Linked DNA regions of Homo sapiens: region 1 is linked to region 2. A link is an interaction called in ENCODE POLR2A ChIA-PET data of the cell type or tissue named here. Cell type or tissue: MCF 10A. All regions are shown on one strand. Region 1 overlaps GHR (growth hormone receptor). Region 2 overlaps GHR (growth hormone receptor).

Region 1 (8,000 bases), 69 kb after region 2:
CATACTCAGTTATTTGTGATAGACATGTCTCTATCATCTCTCATATCCAATCATCACCAAATCTTATCAATACTTCTCAGTGATATTAAGTTAAGAAGTCATGAAGGGCGGCTGTACCCTAAGGAAAACCCACTTTTGCACAAATCTGAGTTTCTGATCAATCTGAGTTCAGAATGCTGTTTTAATCTGGTCCTACCTCGCCAATCTAATTTTAGGCCCTTTTATTCGTGAATTTGAACCTTGTTCTCTATTCACCAGCTTCCTCAGAATATTGTCCAAAACATACTCAGAATTCATACTCATATCCAGAACATTTGCTCTGAGCTTTTACCATACAAGTTCACCACAGTTTCTCTCCCTTTTCCATATCCACCAAAGCCTTATCTGTCATTTAGTTTTAATTTTAAGCCCTTCAGTTTGATAGCTGATTTTTCCCTAGTCTGACCTTCTATTTTCGGGTATGCTCCTTCTTTTCACAGTTTCATGTGTTTGTACTGCCTTATTCTTGAAGAACCATTATTTTGATTGCTTTTGCATTAATCTCCATAGTGCCTTGCTCAGTGTTAGCAGGAACTAGTAGTTTAACAAATACTTGCTAATTCTAAATTAAAGAGCATGAAACATATTGTTTTCTTTGCCTGGAGTTGGTTATAGCATGCTGGAAAAAGTATTATATCTAACCTTCATCTTTTCTCATGTGTTTATGAACTGTTTTATAGCCAAAGAATAAGTTAGTATATCATGGGCCTAATTATGTAATTTGGAGGCCTCCTCTGCTGGGCAGTCTACAGATTTAAAATTCATGCCAGCTGCATTACGCTGGTTTTGAACTTGCTTTTTCTTGAGAAAGATGGGGAGCAGACAAAATGCCTCAGGCTTTGAGGGTAGAAATGGTGTGAGTTCCATTATGCAAGAATAGAACCCCATTTTTTAATCCCTCCTGCTGAAAATCTTGCCATGAGGCTATAGCCAAAGAATGTGTAAATATCAAAAGAAATTTAGAGAGGGATTTTCCCTAGGAAAATATTGCAAGCTTAAAAAACCCAGTGGGCTAAGGTCCAATTTAGTAGATTCCTCCGAACAATGCCATCCTCTACTTAGATTGTTACAGAACTTCTTATGACAGCATTTGAGTAGACTCCTGTACCTCTGGGTTAAAAGGTACATGTAATAAGTTTAGGTACCTGGGCAAAAAGGGCTTGGCAGAGGGGAATAGAGGGACTTTCTTATTCTCACATCTAGTATATCATTACATTGTAATGTTAGATAACATTAAAGTTCCAAACTTCATGTGTCCGCACTCTGACGTTTCCTAGGGACATTTTGTCTCAGCTAGAATCTAATAGAGAAGGATTCCCTCATCTAGAAGCTTCCATATGGGGCTCTGTGAAGATGATGTGGACAGTGTACAATCCAATTGAATGTCACGTCTCGTGGCCTGGCTCATGTGAGGGCACTAGAGAGAGTTCTCCAGAGGAGTGCAGATGGGGCTACTTTTGGAATCATTCCCACTGAGCCAACATCAGTGGAAGAGAAGGGGAGGAGTTAGATTCTAATAAAGCCCTTATCTTCTGCTGAATCCATCCACATTTTTTTATCCTCCTCCTGGCCCCTGCACTTAGTTAGAGTCGGGTCCCTATGCAGTGTTCCAGGCGGCAGTGAACTGCATTCACCTCCTGTTTGGGAGCATGGCAATTTTAAATACTTTTTTCTGCTGTAAGAGTATGCAAACAGATTTCTGGTTAATTTTGTGTTGAGGATTCTTGTTTGTTTTTTGTTTTGATAGAGCACATTCTATGGACATATGTTCAGCTTGTAAAGGAAGTGTTATAGTTCCTTTTTTTTTTTTTTTTTTTTTTTTGGAGATGGAGTCTTGCTCTGTCACCAGGCTGGAGTGCAGTGGCGCGATCTCGACTCACTTCAACCTCCACCTCCCTGGTTCAAGCGATTCTCCTGCCTCAGCCTCCCGAGTAGCTGGGATTACAGGCATGCGCTGCCATGCCCAGCTAATTTTTGTATTTTTAGTAGAGACGGGGTTTCACCATGTTGGCCAGGATGGTCTCAATCTCCTGACCTCACGATCTGCCTGCCTCGGCCCCCCAAAGTGCTGGGATTACAGGCATGAGCCACCACGCCCCACCTAGTTCTTTATTTGGAAGAAGTGAAGTTCATTTGCAGGCAGCTGCTTTCAAAAGTTTGGGGATTGGAGGAAGGTCATCTTCTATTCAACTGAAGCAAATGCCACTTGTTTGTGGCATCTGCCAGGCATCCTTGAGATGTCTGAAGAGGTGACTTCCAAACCAGAGGATGCAGCCTTCCGAGAAATGCAAACCTGTTCACATTCTTGCTCAGATGGGAAGCAGAAAAGGCTGCGTGGGAATTGGGGATTTACTGTTATACTCTGGCATTGGAATAGCAGGTGCTACTGGAAACTTCTTTACCTGACACTAAGTGTCTTGGGAGATAACAAGTAAAATTAACACAGCATCCAGTTCTTCAGTGCTTTCTCCACTTAAAAAGAATCAGGCTGGGCACGGTGGCTCATACCTGTAATCCCAGCACTTTGGAAGGCCAAGGCGGGTGGGTCACTTGAGGTCAGGAGTTTGAGACAAGCCTGGCCAACATGGTGAAACCCCGTCTCTACTAAAAATACAAAAAAAATTAGCCGGGCGCGGTGGCGGGCGCCTGTAGTCCCAGCTACTCGGGAGGCTGAGGCAGGAGAATGGCGTGAACCCGGGAAGCGGAGCTTGCAGTGAGCCGAGATTGCGCCACTGCAGTCCGCAGTCCCGCCTGGGCGACAGAGCGAGACTCCGTCTCAAAAAAAAAAAAAAAAAAAAAAAAAATACAAAAATTAGCTGGGCATGGTGGTGCACACCTATAGTCCCAGCTACTTGGAAGGCTCAAGCAGGAGAATCGCTTAAACCTGGGAGGCGGAAGTTGCAGTGAGCTGAGATCGTGCCACTGCACTCCAGGCTGGGCAACAGAGTGAAACAAAAAAAGAAAAGAGACAGAATCAAATGCAAAGTAAATATTTAGTTACCAACAGGATGGCATTTTTAGCCTATAACTTTTTTTCAGCCTTTTAATATATTTCTGCTGGAGGTTTCCAGCTTTGATTACATAGCCTGTTCACCTAGGAGTAAAGGACATTGGGAGGGAGAGATGCTCAGTGGTTCTCATTTGCAAAGTAGACGAGGATGATGAAAGGCCATCAGCTCAAGGCCTTCCAGGTTAGGAATTAAAAACATGAATGTTGTAAAAACCACAACTCATATTTATTTGAAATCTCACAAAGTGTGAGATTTATTTGAAATCTCACAAAGTGTGAGATTTATTTGAAATCTCACAAAGTGTGAGATTTATTTGAAATCTCACAATGTGTGAGATTTATTTGAAATCTCACAAAGTGTGAGATTTATTTGAAATCTCACAAAGTGTGAGATTTATTTGAAATCTCACAAAGTGTGAGATTTATTTGAAATCTCACAAAGTGTGAGATTTATTTGAAATCTCACAATGTGTGAGATTTATTTGAAATCTCACAATGTGTGAGATTTATTTGAAATCTCACAAAGTGTGTTCATCTGCATGTTTCTCACGTGAAATCTCACAAAGTGTGTTCATCTGCATGTTTACACTCAATCCTATGAACGACTCCATGAAGTAGTGTATGAAGGAGAGTTCCTCATGCATGTGGATTTGCACATGGGGATTCAGATACAAGAAGACAATTTAGTTTACATAGAGATGTGCTTTTTTAAAGAAATTTTTAAGAATACAAAATTATATGGAACAAAAAAGATAGGTCCTCTGCTGTCTAGAAATTAAAGTACGTCAAGAATTTTATCCCTATGTAGAATTACACAGCCATTGCCGGGGGCCACATCTGTAGGCCCATGGAAAAAAACATCTTTGCTCATTATTTCAGCCTGATTAGGGATACCATGAAGGGCTATTCCATTAGGTCAGGTTTGCACAGTAATAAAAATGAAGCCAGTAGAGGATCTCGTGGAGCTCCTGGTATGATGATAAGTCTCTGAGTAACTTGTAAATAGTGCAATTTTATGGAAATGTTGCAGCTAAGCTTTAAAGTAGTTGGCATTAGTTGTCAGACACAGCAACAGCTCTACAAAAGGCAATACGCTGAGTTCATTTTCAACCAGCCCAAACTTGCCTCAGAAGATCCGGGATGTGGACACCCTGGTATATTTTTTCTAGAAAAGCTTATTTCCTTCCTCCAGATAAAGGTGTATGGTCACTGAGGTGTTGTGCTGACAGAAGTGTTGATCTACTCTCTCCGTTAGACTGAAGGGCTCCAGGTGTGGCCACACTGGGCTTCTAAATGGCTAGCAAAGCCACAGACGCATCCCTCTTGGTGTCTGAGGTGTTCACATTCCTGGGTCTTTCAGATCTGTATTCCTCATGAAAATAAAACCTCTCTACGACACACTGTGTCCTTGTGGGTTTTTAGTTTTACTAGGGAGTTTTTGTTTCCTTTTGCTTCCCTCCTTCTTTCTGCTTCCCTTCTAGTTAAACCTCTTTAGGATGGCTCATTAGCAACTCGTTTTGAGTGGTTTGAGCTCTTTTGTTCACTGGGAAACAGATTTATGAAATGTTACTATTACCATGATTGTTATGTTTTTCCTTTTATGGCCTGTCCAGCTCAAGGCCCCATGCTTTCTGATACTGCTGATAAGGTTTTCTATTTCCAGATCAAATTAAAGCAAACCTTACTGGCCCTGTTACTGAAGCTGTGCATGGGGGTCGTTTGCTGTGAGGTGTTTCTATGGCTTTGAGCCAGGGTATGAACATCTCTAGTGTTCATGTTATTTCCTGAGACTAGCACTCACGGGAAGTAGAATTTATTACAACCTGCTGTTTGAGTTCATGAAAAGTAGGACAATATGAGACTCTGGGGCAGTGAAAGACTTACCAGGATTCCTTCTGGAACTGACTCGTCAGCTCATTCATGTCTTACCCAGTCTTTAAACAGTATTTCATGATAATGGTCTGCTTTTAATTGCTGGGCTTTACCTTACCCTTTTTGTGATTGCAGGTCCTACAGGTATGGATCTCTGGCAGCTGCTGTTGACCTTGGCACTGGCAGGATCAAGTGATGCTTTTTCTGGAAGTGAGGGTGAGTTCTGCTTTTCCATTTCCACCCTCAGTGTTTTGAAACAACACTGAACTGTATTCGCTACATCCAAGTTTTTTGGATGATTTTATTAAAAGATGCAAGTTTTACATAGCAGCAAAAAGGAAACTTGACTTAGCTTTAAAATCAGAAACTAGTAGGACTTTTCTGTGGATGTTTAGGAGGAATGCAGTAGTCAGTCAACTTTGGCATCTGATGTTTTCATATCAAAAATTAATACTACAAATCATGCTGAGGACATTTATGTTGAAGACAAGCCAGGTCTCTTGTTCTCAGGCTTTGGGAGAGATATTGAAATTACACTGAAGGGTTATTAGCTTACTGTTCACTCAGCTCATCTGTGACTAAGGATATCTAATCTATTTCCAGAGCTCAGAATTCAGGCTTGTTAATCATATTCTCAGAGAAAAGAAATTGCAGGTTTCAAATGAATTTCACTTCTCACTCTCTGGGTGATTACCATTTGGCTAAGTTGAGGAAAGAGACACCTGAAATAGTTGAATGATATACCCAGAAATTATGAGCTTCCTTCCCCATCTCTATAATTCTCCCTCCCTTTTTTATATCCCTCTCCTTGTAGAGAAGTCTCAATATGTTTAAACTATGTTTCATAGCAGACCTAACTAAAACAAGGAAGAGTAATAGAAGGGAAAGGGAAGAGGAACTTTTCTGTCAGAAAGAAAACTGTGCTCTCTAACGGGTGGGAGACTTTTTTTTTTTTAATGAGTACTTGATGTTTTTCCTTGCCTGGGCTTCTACAGAAGAAAGAAAGAATATATTTCTCCCATGCTATGACACTGAATTTAGTTGTTGCTTTAAGAGTGTCAGACTCCCCTTCTCACCATTCAGCTCATGTTGGAAAACACAGTTTAACAGCAGACTTAGCGCCTTAAGATGTCCTCCCTGACCTTCTAGCCAAAAATAAATCCGTAGTAGTGAGCTGCTGAGGGTGACCACAGTCACTTAGAAAATGAGAAGAGTAAAATATGTTATTTTATCTCTTAAAGCAATTTAAAAATATTTATAGAAAAGAGTCATAATTGTTGGAAATATTTTTTGGTCTCTCTGGCGTTATAATGTCAACATTATGCAAGTCAAACATGGAGAGAATTGCAGGCTCCATTTCAGCAGCTTTTCCCATGGCTGGTTTTAGACCTTGGTTCTGAGCCAAAGAATTGCAGCTGAGATCCTCTGCTGTTCCAAAGTCATGGTGGCTTAATCTCTCGTTTCTTCATTAAGGTGACTTTCACTCCACTGGGCAAGATTTGAGGAATTTAAAAAACTTGTGAAATGAAAAGTATGGCATAGGAAATCTTTAAAGAAAATTAAAAATGCATCCCCAGCTGAGAGATTAGAGCTCAAATTACATTTTAGAACTAGAAAGTCTGCAAGGAGCATCTGTTTCAGCTGCTTCGACATTTTACTAAAACTTTGAGTTCCTGAGTGAAGAGAAAACATCACTAGTTGCTTTTAATGTTTGCTTTTTGTTTTTCTTTTTAATAGTTTTGTTTGATTCATTTATTTGTTCAGGGAGAGCAGAATATAAGCAAATGCAATAGTTTATACTAAACACAAATCACATATCCTACCAGTACTTACGCATAAGAAGTAATTTAACAAAGAAGAACATTTTTGTCTCTTTTTTTTTTGTCTTATTGAACTAACCAATATTTCTTTTTCCTTTGGAATATGTGCATATTCCAGAATCCTTTCTTAAAATGGTCTAAGGATTAAGGATGGGGCATGATGTTTATGTAAGAAGGCATATGTAAGCACGTTCCAGTGTGTGTGTGCATGCTTGGCTCTGTGTGTGTGTGTGTGTGTGTGTGTGTGTGTGTGTGTGTGTGTGTGTTCTAGTTCTGGCCACTTATCTAATGAATGGGTTCATGGGTTCAGCCAAAGTTACTGCATAACATGACATGGGTCAGTCTCAGATAATATTTATGGACCATGTGTTTGTTTTTCTGCCAGGTCTGGATTGTAGCCAAATCATTTTATTTTTATTGTGTCTCCTATTGAATAAGGCAGACTAAAAATATAGATTAAATTTTTAAAAAGAAAAGATACTACTATTGAATTCAGTTTGTTCAGTGAAAGATGTGGCATTGATGGGTAAGTGATCTTGGAAGCATCACCTGGAGAAAAGTCACCCAGGAGCTGGTAGAAGATGACAGACCTGTATGCGTAGGGAAGGGTAGCACTTGAGCAGGGATTTTCTTGCTTGGGCAGATGAGCAATTAGAAATATACTGGCCCTGAAAGGATTTTTTTTTATTAAATCTAATTGCCCTGTGGGAAATTTAATGAGAACTAAATTTGAACAGTGCCGTTATTGTGTTAGCTAAAGTGTTGTAATAGATGTTTTCTGTCTCTCATCCTTAATATGAAGTTCTCATCCTTAATATGAAGCTCTATATCTGCTCCTCAAAGCCAGTTACATAGTCTAGAGGAGAATTTTTTATTCCAAAATCAGGAATGATCCACAATGCCTTGTTTTCAAAGGGCTTCACATGGTTGACCTATCAACTGATTGTATCAAAATTGCTGCTGCTGGAATAATGTTGCTAATGAGAAATGTGCATAAAGATCTAATGGATATAAGTATTCTTCCAAGGAGTGCCTGTTATAAATTAGGTCGTATATCTCTACTATTTCAATCAGTCTACCCTTGAATATACCCTTTGACCTCAGTAACCTAAGGTGGAAGTAAGCAAGCCCCTGCCTTGTAGTTCAGTCTAGCTGGGACATGAGGAATGTCTTGAAATTAATGAGAGCCTGTATACCTTTAAAGTCTAGATTGTGTGATGAAGAGAAATGGTCAAGATGCCCTGAAAAAGAATAGATCA
Region 2 (8,000 bases):
GGAAAGTGCTAAATGAAAGGCACAATCAGAGAATTCCCCAGGCCCTCAAGAAGGAAGGCGGAATGGATGAGGAAGTCTGCTGTCCAAGGGGTGGGCCAGAGCTAAGGCAAGATTTGTGGGTGGGCCTTCACTAACCAGGCACAGGGAGAGGGCATTCCAGGAGCAGATGTAGATCTGGCCAAGGAATTAAGACAGGAATGCAAGTGGCGTTTTCCAGGCAAAAGATTAGGAAGTTTTAGATCAGCCTGGATATGGAGACCTTGAATAGCAAGCCGACTGAGGAATGCATGAAAGAATGACTACTAGCTGGAATAAGAGATAAATCTCAAGGCCTCTTTTCTCTTTCACCTCTCCTCTTGCCCACATCATGGACAGATAGTTCTGGCTTTTCCTTATACTCTGTTTCTGTAAGCAATTTTAAGAAGGCAGAGTGCATAATGGTATTACTTTTATGTCTGCGTGTGTATTGCCACCATGAAGCCTATAGTTTTGCTTTTCAAACTACTAGATTGTGACCTTGTAATGATCTGGCAAAAGGCTGAATTTTTAAAAGCAGTAAATCCATATAGTGGATAATATTGGGAAAAAATTAGGGCTAATACTGAGGAATGAGAAGATTAGGAAAGAGATAAATAAAATATGGGTGGTATAAATAAAAATTAAAGTGAAAATGTGGGGAAAGGACTGCTTATGATTCACCTTACAAAATTTCTACCTTATGGGGTCTGTTTTCACTGTCAGTTCTTTCTGTGAATGCATGTTCATGAAGATACTGAAGGCTGTTTTTCTATAGGCAGCTGGTGGTTTTCTGCTGTAGGCAGAAGTGGTTGAGGTAATCCTAGGGAGGTGATGCTGAATGGGGCTGTGGTTCTACTTTATGTAAGGTTATTATATGTGAAAGAAAGAGTAATTTTTAAAAGTAATTAACTAGTGGTAGATTCTGAACTAACATTAGCAAAGGTTGATTATAAATCAGATTTTATTTTTACTACTGATTTAGAAAAAATCTTTGGAGAAATAGATTTGGAATGGTTAAATATCACTTTAGGGAGCACATTTTGGTATCACAGCTTAAAGGTACTCTTAAGAGAAAGCTTTACAAATGGGGCAACCTGAAAAGACACATTTCATGTGCATTCAAATTCAAGATAAGACCCAAAGCTCTGTTGCCAAGGTAAAGGTTTTGAGAGTTAAATGGGAATTTGGAAAATAATATGCAAAAATTGACTTAAAATGTAGATAAGCCTACAAGTATTTACAGGGTGGAGACATCAGAGAATGTAAGAAATAGTTTGGATCACTAACAGGAATGTGTAATGGGAAGTCAAAATCTATGCTGTCAGGAAAAATTCATATTATTGGATAGAAACTGTATTATTTGGTACATTTAAGATAAAATGAAAATTGTGTTTTCAAAGGGTTACGCCTCGCAGTGGATGAGTGATTGGGGCGTTTTCTGGTTTCAGTGATTCTGTAGGCAGAAAACAGTTTTTACTGCCAAGTGTGTCAGTGGAGGTGGGGAGACAGAGACCTTGCTGTGTTAAGTGAAATCTGTTGCTTAAGAATAAAGCTGGGATTTCTGTAGAATGGAGAAGGAGTTTGGTATTATCATATTATCAAAAATAACTGCTCTTTGAAAAGTAGATTTTTTAAAGTTTGATTATCAAGTATTTATTTAAAATACTGCCTAAGTATTTAAACACTTTCAGGCTCTGATTTTGTTTTTTTTACAAAGGAAACCTATGCCTAAAAATTATTTTAAGTAGTTATATGGATACATGAGCTACACAGTTTCAGACCTGTGTATATGACTTTCTAAGAGGTCTATGGTATCCAATAATAAATGATTTTATGCAGGGATTTAACACATAATGGGTCATGCATTATCTATACCTTGTTAATGGGATCTATATAGAGTGATAGCAGAAAAGAAAGTTAATTTTAGGATCCTTTAATGCCTATAAATTTAGAGCAAAAGAAATATTTCTAAAAGTTCAACTTTTGTATACATATGCCCAATCACAAGTTTTACAGACATTTTTACACGTTTAGGCCTGAAATATTTGATTCCGCTCTTATTTGTCAAGATACAATATAATTACATTAGTAAAATGCAAACAGGGCAGATAAGTTTTCCTTCTTTTTCCTATGCTATAGTCATGCTGCAAACCCTCCATTACAGTTTTTTGGCTGAGGTAGGTCTAGATGTCTAGAGGCCAACTAATACAGTTTTATATAATCAACATAGGGAAGTCATTTCAGAGACTGGCATTGAGCTCTTGGAGGGAAGAAAATGAACCTTAAAGCTTCTTGGGAATATCCCTCACTGCAGCAGAGTTTATGTGCTCTAATGGATGCTCCGTAAATGCTTGAGAGAATATAAGTCCCATAGGTTAGCATATACTTAATTCTACCTATCATGGAAACCTCTCCATACATTCTATAGCTGAAATATTTTAGGAGCTCAAAAGGAGTAACAGAAACTAAAGGGAACACCAGCTCCAAGATTGGATTTTTAGGCTTTCTTTCTAGTGTAACACTTCCCTTCCTGTTGGGCCATCGGCAACCATATCCTGGCTAATTAGAAGTGATTTTCAGGGGAAAGGAAGAGGTCATAAGTTCTTGCCTCCCTATTTTCCTTCTTGTTGGGTGCTAGTAACTTACCTTAAGAAGTAATGAAGTCCTAGTAAAACTCCTAATATTCAGAAACCAACTCTCATTATTCAAACATGTTGAGGAAAAAATGTCTCCTTGCGTCCTCTTCTGCTTAAAACTCCCCCAGTACCATCAAGCATGGACGGATATATGATAGTGGCAGTATCCAGAAGACACACCATCTATGTAACAAACCCTGGAAATAAAGTATGGTATAATCCTAAGCATTCGCTCAGCACTCTTGCTTCTGGGAATTTGCTATGAGTCAGCCACAGGCATCTCTGTGTACCTTCAAGCCCAGATTAGCACGTATGGGAGGATAAGAGAGAAAGTGTACTTCCTGAATACATCTTGGGTAGAGTAAACTAATCCTTAGCTAGGTTGATGACATCCTTACCCAGAATTTAAAAGTTCAGTAGAGACTCTTCTTGAAATGTTGAATTTTTATTTCTGCTTGTTGCCCTCTATAGATGAGTGAAATGCAATGAAGATATTCATGGCTACTATAAAAATGCATTAGTTCTTTTTGGTGAGCTACTTGACTATCAGAGCCAAATATGTAGGTAGTTGGAATTAAATTTCCAATTTAGCATCCCCCTTAGAAGGGTGATGGAAGCTCCCATATCTTGGTATTTCTCTTTCTGAGTATCTGCTGTCTCACTGAGGCAACATGCTAGCCTCCATGTTGTATTATTTCACAGGTATAGAACTAAGTGACACATTGCCAATTCCCACGCCCCCCCCCCATTTTCTTTGATGGAGGTAGATTACATTTATAAGGTGTAGATATTGCTTGAAGGTACTTGTTCTTTCTTATAAGTAAGCAAGAAAGAGAGCAGCAAATAATAGCTAGGAGGAAGATGTGCCCACACCACATTCAGGCCACTTAGTCTATCTAGTAAGATAGAGTGTTTCAGGCATCAAGCATGTACTGGGAGACATGCATACAGAAAAAGAACAAGCAATAGACTCCTTTGAGAGTGACATGGTAGGTCTGAAGAGTGAATGTAACTTTTTGTCTCCATCCCCTCAGTGATTCATTAATTATTCATTAGCTGTTTTTTTCCACCAGGATTACAATCATTTTACCTTTGCTTGCCAGCCTAGTGGGTTATTAACAGTGGTTACTCTATTTATTTACACATTTTCCTTGTGTATGTTATTCATCCTGTATTAGTTCACCCCCACCCCTAGTCACCATTCTTTTTTCTTTTGTTTGGCCTTTCATGGCTACCATATTACCATGTGATCAGAAAAAAAATGCACTGGTGTCAGAATTAGGCCAACACAGACATATGGGATGGTAGGTTCATTTGGGTTGGATAGAGAGCTGTTTGAAACTTGTATACACATTTTTCAATTTCAAGAAGAAACATCTGCAGTAAAGGAAGAACTGCATAGTTTGCAGTGGTCTAATGGAGGTGAACTCAGGAATCTCAGATGCATTTAGCTCTACAAGTCTCCATTATACAAATGATGTTGAATGTTTCATCTCTTGCTACAGATTAGTTTTGGGCCATCATGAAAAACTTTCCTGAAGATTAAGTCAAACTTATCTATGCATGCCTTCTTTGGATACATAGATCCACCTTTGACAGCTACTCTGTCCACTAATTCTGTCAAGTAGGACTGAGCTTTCTTGAACACCTCTCCTTTTGTTAACAAGAAGGAGAAGAAGAAAATTAAACACTCCTGGCATCTGCCTGGCTGTGATTTAGCCCTTGGTAAAAAGTATTACAAATTGAGACGGTGCCAGACTGCTCCTGTGATTCATCTCTTCTCCTGTCAAGACCAGTTGAGGCGATGCAATTGGGAACCTCTCTAGTTTGTGAAGAGACACTTTATGTTGGAAGCAACAGCATAAGCACAATAGTACTTAGGCATTCAAAGCAGAGAGAATTGGTTCCTCCTGATTGGGTGAACAATCACTGCAAATTAAGGTCAAAAGTATTGTCAACCAATTCAGTGTACTAGGCTTCTTCATCATTTCCCATGACTTGTTCTCTCTTAGGAGAAGGTTTAGCAAATTGGAGCAATTTTTTTTTTTAAATCTTGGTGCAGCGTTAGTGATAAAACACAAGAAAGTTTAAGGCTGGATATAGCATGTGCATCTATATCAAGATGAAGATCCATAGAGAGATGTGCTTGATCTTGGGATGCTGGATGAAAATCCAGGCACTGTGTTGTGGGAGCCTGATTTCTGAAAGTTGGGGCATCATTGTTTGGCTTATGACGTTTATAAGTGTCAGGTACGTCTTGTCCCACAGAATACTTGTTATAGCTGTTAAAGGACAGATTGTCTTCAAGACAACTGGTACCCATGCCAGAGTAGGGTATATTCTGACAGAAAATCCATTTACTCTCATCTGTAATTTATCCCCTTAGTTGAAACATGATCCCAGTGTAGGGCATTTACTTTTCACACTCCGTTTAAATCAGTGTGGTTTCTTCCTACCTTAATGAATTTTACCTCATTTCTTTGTCTTGCAAAAACCCAGGGCAGAATGGTAAAATTTCAAAACAAATCTTTCACAAGGCTGGAACTAGACACTCTGTTGGGTCACATGCAAGTTATTTGCAGAAGAGGAACACTTTGCATGTGAATAAGAGAAAGCAAAGCACTTACACCAGTATTCAGTGCTCTTGGGGCCAGGAGTGAGGGGCCTTCCATGTTTGCAGGACATCTGTTTGGGCCTTAAGTTCTGCTACAGCCCCAAGTCCTTATCTCATATCTGCCTGGTGTCCTATTTTTCTGCTTAAAGAGTCAAAGACTGAAATTCTTATCCTTGTTTCCCATTCATTCCTAAGTTACTTTAGCCTTCACATGGAGCCACCATGCTGTGGCCCACAGAGTGTGCTATTCACTTAAACTTATTTATCTTAACCTTTTTGTGAAATATGGTTGCATTCTTTGACTTTCCTTGCTTGTCACAGTTTACATTAATCCTGGAACTTTTGAGTCTTAAGCGCTACATGATAGTACTCTTTCTAATGGTTTCTAATGTTACACGAATGCCTCTCTTTCCCATTTCATCCCTTTCTCTCTGTTGGTTTTGACTTTAAGCTCTCTGGCTGTTTCATGGCAATGATTATTGGTGACAGTATTATCTATTACCAAGTGTTTCTTGTTCAGTTTTGCATAGTTTCAATGTCCTTTTAAGCAAGGATTGCCAAACTACAGGCCACCTGTTTTTGGAGATGCCATTTAATTGGAACACTGCCATACCCATTCATTTACATATCACCTATGGCTCCTTTCTCACTACAAGGGCATTGTTTAGTAGTTGAAACACAGACCTTATGTACCTTCACCTCAAAACCTAGAATATTTACTATCTGACTCTTTACAGAAAAAGTTTGCTGATCTCTACTTTGAAGAAGAGAAAGTCGTCAGATACATACAATGCCAAAGAACTGCTGGCTATGAAAGGGATATTGTAGAATTCTGCAATTTTCTTAAAGAATGGAAAACATTGGAAAAGAGTCACCTGTTTACAGGTGATTTGCATTTCTATAGGTATCAGAATAATGTGGGTGCTTGTAGGTTGGGGAAGGAATGGCAGGCCTTCTCTCTCTGTCAGTATCTTCAGGCCCTGAAGTCATACAATCAATGGATTGCTTTTCCTCTTCACTTTTCCATTTTGCCATAATTTTGCCAAGGGGGAGGTTGGAAGTGGGTTAATATTTTGCGTTAGAAGAGCATTTGGATACATCCTGATAATTACTTTATCTCAGATATTCTTAGATTCTCTCTAGTGAAGGCCACACCTTCTCTGTGCCTCAGGCTGGCATGGCCCAACTGTGCTACTTACCTTGGGTTCCTGCTGCTCAGCTTAAAGGGAATCTCTTTCATATGCCTAGAGCCTTGTTTACTCAGTTCAGGTCTGTACCAGTTGACACCAAGTCAAAAAGCACTTTAGACAGAAGCCTGCTTTGAAAGTGCTAGCTAGCAGCAAATAAGTCTGGCTTAATTCTCCCTTGAGTCTGGAGATCTGATTGGAAGGGTAAAAGGGAGAAAGGGATGATTTATTTGTTGACTGGATTGACTACTTTATATTAGTAATTATGAGGCAATTCTACCCACATTATCTCATTTAACTCCCCATAAAAACCCTACAAGGGAGGTAATATACTTTGGAAAACTGAGACTCAGAGAAATTAAGTAAATTGCAAAGTCCCCATGCTATAAGCATTATAGTCTCATAAGCAAATGTCATGAGCTTCTTCTAGCTTTTTCTTCATGCTCACAAAATGGTTGAAGGAGATCCAAGCATCATGTTTCTAGTTAAAAAGAAGGTGCAGAGTAAAAGGCAAAAGGCAAACGGACAAGCCAACCAAGTTTGTTCTCTTTCCTAGATGTTCTACTTGGTGACTTCAGCTTATATCTCATTAATGTGCATCATAGGATTATCTCTGCAAGGGAACCTGGAAAATATAGAAATTTGTTTGTGTTAAGCTGGGCACCTTGCCACCTCCATAAAAATGTGCTCTATAGGTACAGAGCAGGAGATAATCATTATTAATAGGCAACTTATAGTCTCTGTTTCAAGAGGTCATTCTGGTACCTGAGAAAATTGACAATCTCTGGTCTAAACTCTTACAGGCCTCTCTTGCCTTCATTTAAGATGAACTTGATAGAATAAAGATTATTGTTGTTCTCTAATCTCCTGGGTATGAGACAGAGAGGTAACAGATGGAATGATTTCTTTCTGGCTTCCATAGCAAACCAAAGCATGTGCCAGTGAAGAGTGGCAACTGCTACAAATACTTAGCCAAACGTGGGGAAGAGTGTTGATGCTGTAAGTCTCCTAGCTATGTCGAGGCAGCAGGTGTCTCTGTAGATCAGGGCAGCAATCCCTTTGGTAAGGGCATGAAGAGGGCACTTGGGACTACTGGATTGCATCATCTTGGCAGAGAAAAATGTAGCATATACTGGAACTCTAGCTGGGTAGGGAATTGACAAGTTGAACCACAAGTTGACTACTGTTCAGTCAGCACTAGCTTTTATCTTCCAGTCACCATTCCCTGTGGCTCTTCATTGATCGTCCACAAGCTCCAGGCCTGGGTGGTGCCTGTTGTGATATAAGAAGGGAAGAGTGATGGTTTCCAAAATGTGAACACTCATGTGTACAGTTTTCATGTTGATAATGAAATGCTAGAAGGGGAACAGCTAGCTGATGCCTATGTCTTTGTCCATACCTGGCTACCCATGACAAAGTTGTTGTTGTTGTGGTTGTTGTTTCACTCCAGGCACAGGCACAGAGCCGCAAGAGTAGAAAACAAGAATTCCATCCTGCAAAAGAAAACTGAATCCCCCTTGCTTGGTCACTTAGGGAATCAAGTTC

Evidence for each region. Peaks named below come from ENCODE experiments on the same cell type or tissue, not always from the same donor. Only the 100,000 strongest peaks of a DNase experiment are listed, where the experiment ranks them.
Region 1: POLR2A ChIA-PET joins it to region 2 with 7 read pairs; 2 of 35 experiments call an interaction of 5 or more read pairs at or near these places.

The regions. Positions count from the first base shown.
Region 1 is chr5:42,560,808-42,568,807 of GRCh38, forward strand. It overlaps GHR (growth hormone receptor), which reads left to right. Exons shown (of 10, transcript NM_000163.5): 2 at 5,057-5,137. The coding sequence starts at 5,068. Among named protein-coding and RNA genes, the nearest start is that of GHR, 140 kb to the left of the region's middle. In MCF 10A, no CTCF peak of the experiment used is centred here; no DNase peak of the experiment used is centred here.
Region 2 is chr5:42,491,687-42,499,686 of GRCh38, forward strand. The region is part of intron 1 of GHR (growth hormone receptor); the gene reads left to right. Among named protein-coding and RNA genes, the nearest start is that of GHR, 72 kb to the left of the region's middle. In MCF 10A, no CTCF peak of the experiment used is centred here; DNase peaks (open chromatin) are centred at 2,945 and 4,435.